Regions from separate parts of the Homo sapiens genome. Here region 1 is linked to region 2. A link is a contact called in ENCODE Hi-C or POLR2A ChIA-PET data. All regions are on one chromosome and are shown on one strand. Each heading gives the region's core, a stretch centred on a gene start or an enhancer-like site at or near the end of the contact. The rest is flanking DNA. Distances are from core to core; before and after follow the strand shown. Region 1 overlaps SBK1 (SH3 domain binding kinase 1). Region 2 overlaps XPO6 (exportin 6).

Region 1 (6,153 bases), core at 3,549-6,048, 120 kb before region 2:
TGGAGGTTGGCATGTTTGACCCCAAGAAACCCAGGAGAAATTTCCAGCACGAACCAGCTCGCCACCTGCTGGAAGCCCAGGCTACTACGTCTAGGCTGTGTGGCAAGGGCTGGGAGGACCCGGCAGAGGTCCCTGGGCCTGGGACAGTGCGGCTGGCAGGGGGAGCTGGGACCTGCTCTCGGCTCCACACTAACTCCCCTGCCCTAAGGATGGGGGCAGCTGAGACCCCTGCCCTGTGAGCCCTTCTATCCCCACAAGTTGTCAGGACAATCCCTTGTGGTTAGGGGGAGGGGCGGGGAGAGAGCTCTATTTCTCAGCCAGTGCCAAGCTACCCTCCCTCCTGGGCTGTGATTTCATTTGTGCAATGGGGGTGTGCAGGAGTCACTAGCTTCTCGGGGCCTGTCCCGCACATACACGCACTTATGCGACATCCAGACATTTGCTACATTTTCCAAGGGCTTGGCCTCTCCCCTCCAGCCTCCAGAAGGGAGGGCAGGACACAGCTGCCCTTCGCTCACTGCCCTGATCCCAGCCTGTGCCCAGGGGCCTTAAGCCCCCTCTCTGCCCAACACTTCAGTCCCTTTCTGTACCCAGGGTGGGGAGGGGGCAGAATGGGATGGCGAGGAGGAGGGGATCTGGGGTGGGACCGCAGGATGATCTGCCAGGGGGTATGGAAGGCCAGGAGCAACGAGTCCGGGTTCCAGGGCTCAGGGAGGCGTCTGGGAGTGTGGCCCGAAAGCTCCCTTGCTCCTGGCGTGTGTGTGTGTGTGTGTGTGTGTGTGTGTGTGTGTGTGTGTGTGTGTGTGTGTGTTGTGTGGTGGCCTCCGAATTCTCGGGTCTGTGCGGCTTGGCTCCTCTGGGCCAAGCCCCCGCTCACCAGGCCGCGCTAGGGGTCTTTGGTGGCCCCCTCACCAGCCCGCCGGGGACGGACCAGGTGCCGGGCCGCGTCCTGCCTAGTCTACCGCTGCGCCCCCTGCCCCGCGGCGAGGTGGCTCCATTCCCTACCGCCGCACCGGGCACCGGCTCGGGGCGGGCCCGGGCTGCTCCCGGGTCCGAGGGCGGCGGAGGCGACTCAGACGCAGATCTCGATGGCCGTGGCCAGCACCACCTGCCCTTTGCTCTTGTCCGCGCGGCCGTCGGTCCGGCCGGGGGGCCCCTGGGGAGCTAGGCCGGGCTCGGGCACAGGCACCGGCACGGGCACTGGCACCGGCACCGGCACGGGCAAGGGCACCGACCCGACGGCGGGGGGCGCGGGCCGGGAGCCGCTGCCGCTCTCGGTCAGCACCGTCCGCTTGAGCGGCCCAGGCGCCTCGAGGCGCAGTGGCCCGGCGGCGGGCGGGCGGTCCCCGGGGGGCTTGCGCGCGCGGTGCGAGGGCCGGCGGCGCAGCTCGGACGTGAGCTCGTGCTTGAGGAAGCGGAACACCTCCTTGGCTGGGCCGCGGCGCTCGGGCTCCAGGGCCAGTAAGCGCTGGAACATGCGCAGCGCGGGCTCGGTGAAGCGGCGCCACTGCGAAGGCAGCCCCGGCAGGCGGCCCCGCTGCCAGCGCACGAACTCCTCGAAGAAGGCGTCGGCGCCCGACGCCGCCTCCCACGGGAAGTTGCCGGTGAGCACGCAGAAGATGAGCACGCCGAAGGCCCACACGTCCACGCCCGTGTCCACCGCCAGCCCGTCGGCGCGGCCCGCCTGGCACACCTCAGGCGCCGTGTAAGGGATGGTGCCGCTCACGCGCTTGACGCGGCAGCCCACGCGGCGCGTCATGCCGAAGTCGGCCAGCTTTACGCGGCGGCACTCGCGGTCGAACAGCAGCACGTTCTCGGGCTTGATGTCGCGGTGCACCAGCTGCCGCCCGTGCATGAAGTCCAGCGCCAGGCCCAGCTGCTGCACACAGCGCTTCACCGTGTCCTCAGGGAGCCCCACCTGCGGGCGGCCGGGGGAAGCCGCGCTGTTTCCAGCTCTCCAGCGCCCGCCCCGCCGCCCTCCCCTCCAGCTCCCTCTCTAGCAAGGCGGTTTTCGCCTCCCACCCTGTCCCCAGTAACTGGGGCGACCGCGCAGACGCGGCCCGGATGCTGCTGAGCGCCCTTTCCCCCGCTGTCTCATCCAATCCTCATAGTGGCTACCATGCCTGCTTCTCCTATGGGGACATCGGGGCTCCAGGAGGGACACGCGGCTCTCCAGGAGGTTGATGAGGGGGTCCGCGGCGCCCTCCACCTGCTGTCATTTTGCCCTGCCTGCTAGATACTTATCTCGTCGGTCTTCCCCAACTAGAACGGGGCTCCCTGAGCTTCCCGTCCTGTTCCCTGCTGTGTCCGTGCATCTGTGTCTCCAGATTCTGGCATGTAGTAGGTGCTCAGCAAAGAAGGAGGACCTGCTCCGAAGGTCTCATCACTCAGCCAGCAAGTGGCAGAGCAGATTTAAAGCTAGTGCCTGGAACCCTCCCCCACCGTCCCGGTTCCAGGGTCGCTTCCTCTGAGGGCCCCTTCCCAGGTGGATCTGACACCTCTCCTCTTGTGTAGCCCCAGGGGAGGGCCCAGTGACTTCATCCCATCATTCTCACTGTCTCCTTTTAGGCACTCATCTCCATCTGTTATTATCTGGCCCGCTGTGGAGTGTCAGTTTCCCACTAGAACAGGGACTTTTGTCTTCCTTACTGCACATCCCCACCTCCCCAAATGGTAACTGACATACAGCAGGCACCCAGTAAATACTTGTTAATTAAATGGTCTGACTCCACTCCCACTCTCACACTCTGGGACCCTGAAGACCCTTTCCCCACCCTATGCCACCATCCCGAGTACCTGGGGAGGGATGATGTCAAACAGGTCCCCAGCAGGTGCGTACTCCTGGGCAAAGACGTAGCAGTCCTCTGTCTCAAAGACCACGTCAAAGACCTTGATGATGAAGGGGCTGGAGGAGAGGCTGTTGGTGATGCTCACCTCCCGTAGGAAGTTCTTCAGCTTGGTTTTGCTCTTGTTCACAAACTTCAGTGCCATTTTTGTGCCTGATGGGAGCAACAGCAACAGGGTTGAAGCCCCCTCTCCCAGTGCCTCCGCACTGGATGCACCCATGCCTGTCTCTGGACCCTGGTGCAACAGGGTCCCCAGCAGGCATGACTGTCCTCATCTCACGGATGGGAACAGACCCAGAGAGAGGAAAGGACTTGCCCAAGGCCATGCAGGCAGGGTCAACCTGAGCCTTCTACACCCACTCTGCAGCTCTCCAAGAGGAGGGGGCGAGGGGGCCTGTGATGCCCTCCACCTCTCTCATTTTGTCCTGCCCGCCATATGCTTATTTATCTTGTCAGCCTACCCCATCTAGAACGGGTCTCCCTAAGCTTCCTGTCTTGCTAAATGGATGAATGAATAAGAAATGAGACACTGCAAGGCATGTGTCCACAACTCTGTGCCTGGGCAAGCATCTGTGCCCATCTGGTACATAGCTGGGTGGAGCACACATGTGTGTCCACGGAGCATTTACACATCGCAGGCCCTGCCTTCAGCACTGCACATTCACAACTCACACTTCATTATGATTGTATGGGTTGTGCACTAATGTTACCCTATTTTACAGAGAAGGACTCTGAAGCACAGAGAGGTGAAGTCACTTGCTCAAGGTCACACAGCAAGCAAGTAACAAAGCTCAGGTGACCCCATGTTAGGTGCTCCTCCTGCTGCCCTCAGTTAGCACAAAGCCCCTGGACCCAAGCGCGTGCAGCTGTGGGAGCTCACACAGCCCCAGCCCCTGGCTGGCTGGGTGGCACGGCTGTGACCTACAGTGTGGGGGAGGTATCAAGCTCAGTGACTAAGCGACAAGGCTCTGGAGATGACTCCTGGGGTCTCGTTTTGGTTCACAGCCTCTGTAGCTGCAGGGCATTGGCTATGTGGCTGAATTGGCCTAGGTCTCCCTGTCCTCACCTGAGAGATGGTGATTGCAATATTGACCTCACAGGTCCTTCCACCACCCATTAAGTGTGGCACCCTGTTCCTGAGGAACCACCCTCACTCTCCATCCACCTTCCTGGGGCCAGACATCCCTGAGACGCTGGTGATACTCAGACACAGCCGGCAGCCCTGCCCTCCCCAGACACTCCTGGCACAGCCCCTTGGCTGTCTCAAAGTCACCCCAGATGGCCCCACAGCAGCCCATCCTGTACCCTGGCCACTCTGCCCCGGATTCCTCCCTTGCCCCATCTGCCCAGTCTCTTTCCCCCTGGGCTGCCTCAGGCCTCATCCTCTACATCTGGCCCCTGACCCTGCCTCCTGGCTTCCACAGAGCACCAGAGAGCCCCGGCCCAGCTGCAAGGTCATGTCCCCCAACCCTGACCTCCCAGCCCTGCCCCACCCCAACCTCTCAGCCCTGCCACCCTGCACTTGTTCACCTGTGCCCTTGTAGACCACCAGGTCAACCTTCCCATAGGTGCCTTTGCCCAGCTCCCGGACTAGTTCGTAGTGCTTGGTGACGTCGCTGGCGGCCAGTGTGCGGAGAGTCAGGGCCTGCATGTCTTCAGTGAGAAGGGGCACACCGGCACCAGGCCCAGGGGCAGTCCCCGGCCCACAGCAGGTCAGGGAGCGGGGCGGCTCAGGCTCTGGGCAGCCCACGCTCATCTTCTCCCTGTTGGGTAGGGGTGGTGAGCATGAAGTGTGACATCAGGCAAGGGTCCCCTCCTCCAGCCCCTCTGCCCTCCCCAGAACCCAGAAAACTTGAGGATGGGCCCGGATGCCAGGCCCAAGATAACCACAAGGGGGCGACAAGCATCTTGGTCGCGTCGCCTTCCCCAAAGCCTCAGGGGCCAGGCCTGAGTCAGCTCCCCGAAGACCAGTCACTGCCAGACCCTGCGCTTGGTGGCACCAGCCCCTCTGCCTCATGCTGCCACCCACACACAGTGTCAGGCAAGGCCCCTGTTTATGTCACACAGACACAGCCAGATACCGAGTTCACACGGGTACTCCCATTCAGAAGCGTTGGTTTTATTTGGATTGTAGAGAGGGGGGTCCCACTATGTGGCCCAGGCTGGTCTCGAAATCCTGGATTCAAGTGATCCCTCTGCCTGGCCCTCCCAAAGTGCTGGGATTACAGGCATGAGCTACTGCACCCGGCTTGTTGTTATTTTTATTTCTGAGACAGGGTCTTGCTCTGTCACCCAGGCTGGAGTGCAGTGGCGCAATCACAGCTCACTGCAGCCTCGACCTCCCAGGCTTAAGCTATCCTCCCATCTCAGCCTCCTGAGTAGATTGGATTACAGGCATGTGCCACCACACCTGGCTAATTTTTATTTATTTATTTTAATTTTTAGTTCTGGGGTACATGTGCAGGATGTGCAGGCTTGTTACATAGGTAAACGTGTGCCATGGTAGTTTGCTGCACCTATCATGCCTAATTTTTAATTTTTTTTTTGTAGAGTTGGCATCTCTTTATGTTGCCCAGGCTGGTCTAGAACTCCTGGCCTCAAGTGATCCTTCCACCTCAGCCTCCCAAAGCACTAGGATTACCAGCATGAGCCACTGTGCCCAGCTTATTCACAAGTACTGACGAAGCACCTGCTGTTCCCCAGGGCTCTCCAAAGCCTGGAGGACACAGCATGGAACAAACACCTAGGATTCCCTGCCACCATGGGGCTTACACCCCAGGGGGAGAAGGGCAGTAGACACAGTGATCACATCAGTTGTATATTACGATCGAAAGTGGTATGGCTGTCCATAAGGTAGGGGGTGGGGAAGAGGTCTGAGGGCCATGATTGCATCATCACATACCTTGGCCACGTGGTCTCAGGCCAAACTGGCAGGATGGTATAGATGTGGCCACACCATCCCACCATACACATGGCCACACATCAGCACAGCCTGGCAGTGCCTCCCCCACTGCAGACGACCTCACCACCCGACTAATGAACACTGCGCCTGGCCAACCTGACTTTTTCAAAAATTGTATTTAGGCTGGGCATGGTGGCTCACAACTGTAATCCCAGCACTTTGGGAGGCTGAGTGGGCGGATCACTTGAGGTCAGGAGTTCGAGACCAGACTGGTCAATGTGGCGGAACCCTGTCTCTACTAAAAATACAAAAATTAGTTGGGCATGGTGATGCACGCCTGTAATCCCAGCTACTTGGGAGGCTGAGGTAGGAGAACTTCTTGAACCCTGGAGGTGGAGGCTGCAG
Region 2 (6,396 bases), core at 2,484-4,983:
TATGTAGGAAACTTATCAACAAGTTAGATTTTATTTTTTGTCTGTTTATAGGAGACAGATCCCTTAAGCTTTATTTAGGTATCCCTTATATTTACATTAATGTATTAGAAATAGTGGCTTAACATATTTTAATTTTTTCCAGTCGTAAGTTAGTTACTTTTCAAAAAGCTGTAGTAAAATACACATTATTTTTTTTTGAGTCAGAGTCTCTCTCTGTCACCCAGGCTAAAGTGCAGTGGCGTGATCTCAGCTCACTGCAACCTCTGTCTCCCGGATTTAAGTGATTCTCCTGCCTCAGCCTCCCGAGTAGCTGGGATTACAGGTGTTAGCCATCACACCCGGCTAATTTTTGTATTTTTAGTAGAGACGGGGTTTCACCATTTTGGCTAGGCTGGTCTTGAACTCCTGACCTGAAGTGATCTGCCCGCCTTGGCCTTAAAATACTACATGTTTTAGTCTGTTTTGTGTTGCTGAAGGAGTATTTGAAGCTGGGTAATTTGTAAAGGGAAAAGGTGTATTTGGCTCCCAATTTTGGTGGCTGAAAAGTTCAAGATTGGGCATGTGGTAAGGGACTCAGGCTACTTCCACTCCTGGTGGACGGTGAAGGGGAATCTGTGTGCAGAGATCACAGGGCAAGAGAGGAAGGATGAGAGTGAGAGGAGAGGCGCCAGGCCCTTTCAAACAGCCAGCTCTCAGGAACTAGGAGAATGAGAATTTACTTACCCTCACCCCCCGAACTCCTTGCCAGGGAGGGCATTAATCTTTTTATCAGATATCTACCCCCATGACTCAAACACCTCTCATTAGGCCCTGCTTCCAACATTGGGGATCAAATTTAGGCATGAGATTAGGTGGAGACAAACCACATCCAGACTATGGCAACACATAACATAAAACGTCACCATTTTAAAGTATGCAGTTCGGTGACATTAAGTGCATTCACCATGTTGTGTAAGAATCACCACTCTAGTTTCACACTTTTTCATCACTCCAGAGGAAACCTGTACCCATTAAGCAGTCATTCCCCTTTCTCCCTTGCCCCAGCCCCTGGTGACCACAAATCTAATTCCTGTCTCATGAATTTGCTTATTCTGGATATTTTATATAAATTATCATACACTATATGGTCCTTCCTTATCTCCGAATGCATAAAAAGATGACATAGATTAAGTAAAAGTTGAATTGAATCTGTATTTTGAAAATAGAAATCCATCTGTGGCAGCAGTCTTAAATTCAGCATATTTAATTGGCCAGGATGTCCCATGCCCCAGCCACTAGGAAGAAATAGTTTATACCAATAGTTACTGCCAGTGGACAGAGGGTTATAGACCTTGGGGTAGGATGGAACCTAAAATAGAGACAAAGACAGGAAAAGTATGGGGCTTAGAGAGTGAAAGCCAGTGAATGGCAGGCAGCACATTCCATGGTGGAATAAACAGAAAACTTCTAGGCATTTACCTTGATTTGGAGTGCAAATTGGAGAACTTGCAGGTAAGTGCAAGTTCTTCCGTGATCAAAAAAATAACCAGCCTAAAGAATGAATGTTTGTGACAGTGTCTAGTACATAAGACCTTAGTAAATGTGCGGAGTTTTGCTTAAGAGCAAGAGTGGTATTTGGGATGACAAGGACAAGCAGAGAGGATCCCCAGGCATCTCTTTCTCAGTGTTTGACATTTTCTCTCTTTCTTTTTCTTTTTGAGACGAGTCTCTCTCTGTCACCCAGGATGGAGTGCAGTGGCGTGATCTCTGCTCACTGCAACCTCCGCCTCCTGGATTCAAGCAATTCTTCTGCCTCAACCTCCCGAGTAGCTGGTACTACAGGCTCACGCCACCACACCTGGCTAATTTTTGTATTTTTAGTAAAGACGAGGTTTCACCATGTTGACCAGGCTGGTCTCTAACTCCTGACCTCAAGTGGTCCGCCCGCCTCAGCCTCTCAAAGTGCTGGGATTACAGGTGTGAGCCACCACGCCTGGCCATGTTTGACTGGGATCCTTGGGTGTGGGGAAATGTGTTTTTAGGTGAGTAGTTTTCATGGTTCCATATACATATATGTATAGAGCTTATTCACTATTTTTCATAGTTAGTAGGTGTTCTACAGTGTGGATGTACCTTATTTAACCAATCCTGCCTTGATGGAAATTTAAGTTGTCCCCATTCTTTTGTTTTACAAACGGCATTGACATGAAGATCCTTTACACCTAAGCTTTGGAGGAAAAATCACCAAAAGTGTATTGCTGGGTGAGGTTGTCTTTGTGTTTGAAATTTGATAAATATTGCTGACTTGTCTTGGCCCCCACTGAGGTGGCACCAGTTGTCTTGCCATCCCTGTATGAGAGTGAAAGATGTAATTTCAGTTCATTATGGTCGGTGTCATGTTGAAGCCCACAAGGAGTGAGGAGCTCTGAGGGTGGGGAAGGGGGAACTGCATTAGGCTTCACAGAGTTGGGGACCTTTTCGAGGAGTCAGGAGCATTCTAGATAGAGGAAATGGTGTGTGTGAAGACATGGAACTGTTATGTGGAGAGAAAAGGGTGAGTTTGGGTTTGGCTGAGGCAGAGGGTGGGTGGGTGGCTGTGGATGGTGAGGTGGGGACAGTAAGTCAGCTAGGTTAGGGCCAGGTGATGAAATGGTTTAATCACCCCTGGTGGTCAGGTAGCAAAGACCCTGGGCGGCAGTGGTGATGGGGCTTGCAGGTGAAAGATACTTGAGAGAGAATGTACGACCAGTCTTTTTAGCAATCTTTTTTTACCCCCGAAAAACTTTCTAGACTTGTTAGAACCAGAATCACAAAGCTGGGAAGGGCTTTAGTGCAGGGCTTTTCTGGTGCTCTGTAGGCCCATAGGGATTCTTGGAGGTGTCACAGACACTAGGTTTGGGAGTACAGACAGGCATTTGAGACCCCCTCCTCTACCCTTATTAATTAAGCAGTTTCTCATTTAGTCTGCTTTATATGGTGGGGTTCTATGCAATATTTCTTTCTTTAAAAAGAAAAAAAGTGTTTGCTGCTAGAATCATGAGTCTAGTCCCAAACTCTTACTGTCCTGAACACAGATGGAGGCCTGTGGGACACGTTTTCATTCTTACATTCTTCGTTTGCAGCAGTGAGAGGTGATTTGTATATAAAAATGAAAGTGAAAAGGCATTTGGCATTCTTGGGATGTTTTTGAGCATTTAGCTAATTTTTTATGTAGGATTTTTATTTTGTTCCTTTTTTTTTAAGCTCATTGACTCACCAGTGAAATATCTAGTGAAATAGTTTTGCTCATTTATGGATGAGGGTGCTAAGGGATTTACATCCATTGATGTCATTCCCATAGCTACTTGGTGAGGGGGAGTACTGTTGAAAGTTCATTTTGCAAGTGAAGAAACTTGAGCTCCGAGAGGTTAGGTAATTTGCTCAGGGGCAAGCAGATAAGTAATCAGGAAGTCATCATTAGATGCGACCTGCCCTGATTCCACAGCCCACACCCTTCAGTTCATGCTAAGGCCTTCCCAGGACAAGCGTACCCAGCCACCTGTTGGGGGTGGAAGGGCCCAGGAAGAAGAAGGGTGTTGGATTTCTGGTCAGTCTTGGCTTTGGGCTGGTGCCTGTAGAAGGGGCAGAGCTGAGAGACGGACTGAGTCACTTCTAGCAAAATTGGTTGAGAATCGTGGGACGGGTGATGCGTGCTTGCTGTGCGGGGATTGAAGGCTCATGGAAAACCCCATGTAGAGTTATCATCTTCTCTCTCCAGGGATGTGAGCAAGGCCAAGGTTATTGGCCGAGTACCTGTTTCATTTCACCTGTGCACCGACTCCCTCCAGAAAGGCGCCATCTGCTTTCTTGCTGCTCACTGCCACCACAGTCACCACTACCACTGTTTTGCCTTTCTAATCCAGTGCCTCGCCAGTGGGGTGGAGGGATGGAACTGTGTATAGTTCCAGTATTACAATATAGTTTTTTATATTGTACAAGTTTTAGTTTATTAGTGGAACCCGGGCACATGAAAGTCCCTGGTTAGAGAGTTGCTTTGCAGCGTCTTCTCCCTTTGTGGCTAGTAATGATCTGCGGGGATGGGAGGAGCATTGAGAACCTATTGGCCATGAAGAGTCACTTCCTCCCGACACAGATCTCTGCTTGTGCAGCGCCCCCACACTTCCTGCGTAATGCAGTGCCCTCAGAGATCCCCCAGCAGCTGCCACCCCGGCAACATTATCTATATTTGCAGGGATACTTAAGGACCCTTTGGCAATTGGCAGTGATATTTTGAGAGCCTTTGAGGAACGTGACTGAACATGAATTTTAAAAAAGTATAAAGGTGGCACTAGGTGTATTCAGAGGGACAAGCTGGTGGCAACTTAGGGGGACTTTGCCTTTATAAAAGGAGACCCACACATGGAGTTTACGTAAGAAGAACTTACAGTGAGGGAGAGATGACTGTATCAGCCAATACAGATGAAGAATGCTCCAGGAGCTTGCGGGGTTTGCCCACAGTGCCACAGACTAGACTCAGTAGAGCCAGGACTGGCTCTAATCTGGTACTTTCTCTGCCTGCCATGCTTGGCCCTGTACCCCTCAGTGGCAGCACTGTTTCCCATTAGAGAAAACAAACCTGTTAGTTTTCTCATTGCTTATGTAGAGGGTAACCTTCCTGTGTCCCCTCATTCTTGCTTTAGCCTACATTCAGGGGGGTTTTGACTGCACACCAGGTGGGAGCAGTATTGGGGCACATTCTTCTGGTCCTGTCTCCACCCTCTCATTTCTTCCTTTCCATAGGAGTGATTTATCTGATTGGTACACCAGGGAGAGCCTCACTCCATTGGTCCACATCTACCCAGTGTGAGGTCACTGCATCAGAACACTGCCTGGCTTTGTGCTTGAACTCTCTCCCCTGCTTACCCTTAAGAGAAGCCTGTCCTTAGCTGTGTCCTACCTTCCTTTTGTGGCTAGCACCATTCTTTGTCCCTAGGTCTGGAGGCGGGTGGCAAGGCCAACTAGAAATGGGAAGGGCGAGGCATTGCAGCTTTGCCATTGACAAAGAGGATGGTAGACTTTGGTTTGCTCTTGGTTTCTTGAGACTTTATAGCAACCGAGTGGAACCTGGAGGGGATGATTATGCTACCCCAGTTCCCAGTAGTAATGTGGTCTAGAGATTTTTACCAAAGTCAAATAATATTATAACTTTTTTTTTTTTTTTTTTTTTTGAGACGGAGTCTTGCTCTGTCACCCAGGCTGGAGTGCAGTGGCCCGATCTCTGCTCACTGCAGTCTCTGCCACCTGGGTTCAAGTGATTCTCCTGCCTCAGCCTCCTGAGTAGCTGGGATTACAGGTGTCCGCCACCACCACTCCTGGCTAATTTTTGTATTTTTATTAGAGATGGGGTTTCACCATGTTGGCCAGGCTGGTCTCGAACTCCTGACCTCAGGTGATCTGCCTGCCTCAGCCTCCCACAGTGCTGGGATTACAGGCGTGAGCCACCGCGCCCAGCCATTATGTTAACTTATTTAAAATGCCAAGTCTACCTGGGAATAATTCAGGATGAAGGTGGTTTTACAAGAGACTTGCTCTTAAATAGCACAGGTGGTAATAGCAGCTGAAATGAAATTACTCACCTGAGCAGTAGCGTTAATCATCATGTTAGATTTGCAGCATGCTTTTATAGTGGTTCGTCAGTTTCATACTCATTCATTACCTGATGTCATCCAATGCCAGGTAAAGCCAGCTCATTCATCATCCTTAAAACCCTTGGAGCAGAACTCCTCTGTGCTTCCTCAAGGGGTGTAGGAGCTGTCACTGGGCAAGAGCTCTGGTGGCCTGCCCCTGTCTTCACTTGACCCACAGCTAGCTGACTTTGGGAGGATGCTCTCTCTCAGCTTCATTTTCCTCATTGTAGAACAAGATTGGACTTGCTGTGCTCTGGGGTTTGTTTACTTCTGTCTTAAGATTCTGTGATCGTGTTTTAGCATTTCTTGGTAGCTTGCCTTGTGTTAATGTGCCCAGTAAGTATCTTTTGAGTTTAATACTAGGCATGCAGATATAAACATCCATCCTCCTGGGATATGTACCTGGGAAAGGGAAGCAGATGGGACTGTGAAGACAGAGCCTACTCTTGGCTGTATTACTTACTTTAGACAGTTTCTGCAGAATAACTATTTTTATCATTTACTTTTTTTGGCTGTTTAATTAAGCCTTCTGACTGGAATATAAATAAGTATATAAAATATATGTATTTTAGCTCCTAGTGGATATGGTTTGTTGCCCAACCAGTAGATGCAAACATTTTAATGTCTAGGCTGTGTAACTGTGGTGAAAATAAACCTGGCACCTGAGAGAATAATTCTTTCCTATTGTATCCTTTTCTCCATTTCTCTTTCCCATATGCCTAGCTAGCTGGGAGCAGCCAGGGGCAAGGTA

The links. A loop is a pair of places that touch in the nucleus more often than their neighbours do. ChIA-PET counts read pairs that join two places held with the same protein, here RNA polymerase II (POLR2A). Pooled maps may share reads with other maps.
Region 1: a loop to region 2 is called in a pooled map, with 4 times the contacts of the local background. The contact joins two enhancer-like sites. A Hi-C loop is called at or near these places in 5 of 50 pooled maps. POLR2A ChIA-PET finds 5 or more read pairs at or near these places in 2 of 52 experiments (B cell and activated CD4-positive, alpha-beta T cell).

What each region holds. Positions count from the first base shown.
Region 1 is chr16:28,315,841-28,321,993 of GRCh38, reverse strand. It overlaps SBK1 (SH3 domain binding kinase 1), which reads right to left. Exons shown (of 4, transcript NM_001024401.3): 2 at 4,377-4,609; 3 at 2,797-2,999; 4 at 1-1,918. The coding sequence starts at 4,602. The coding sequence ends at 1,073. Among named protein-coding and RNA genes, the nearest start is that of SBK1, 26 kb to the right of the region's middle. Within about 2 kb of position 4,798, at least 3 of the 41 ENCODE cell types and tissues checked have a DNase peak (open chromatin) inside an H3K27ac peak, as active enhancers do.
Region 2 is chr16:28,191,053-28,197,448 of GRCh38, reverse strand. All of the region lies in intron 1 of XPO6 (exportin 6), which reads left to right. Among named protein-coding and RNA genes, the nearest start is that of XPO6, 18 kb to the left of the region's middle. RefSeq lists an enhancer at 3,670-3,899 and a silencer at 5,154-5,326. Within about 2 kb of position 3,733, at least 9 of the 41 ENCODE cell types and tissues checked have a DNase peak (open chromatin) inside an H3K27ac peak, as active enhancers do.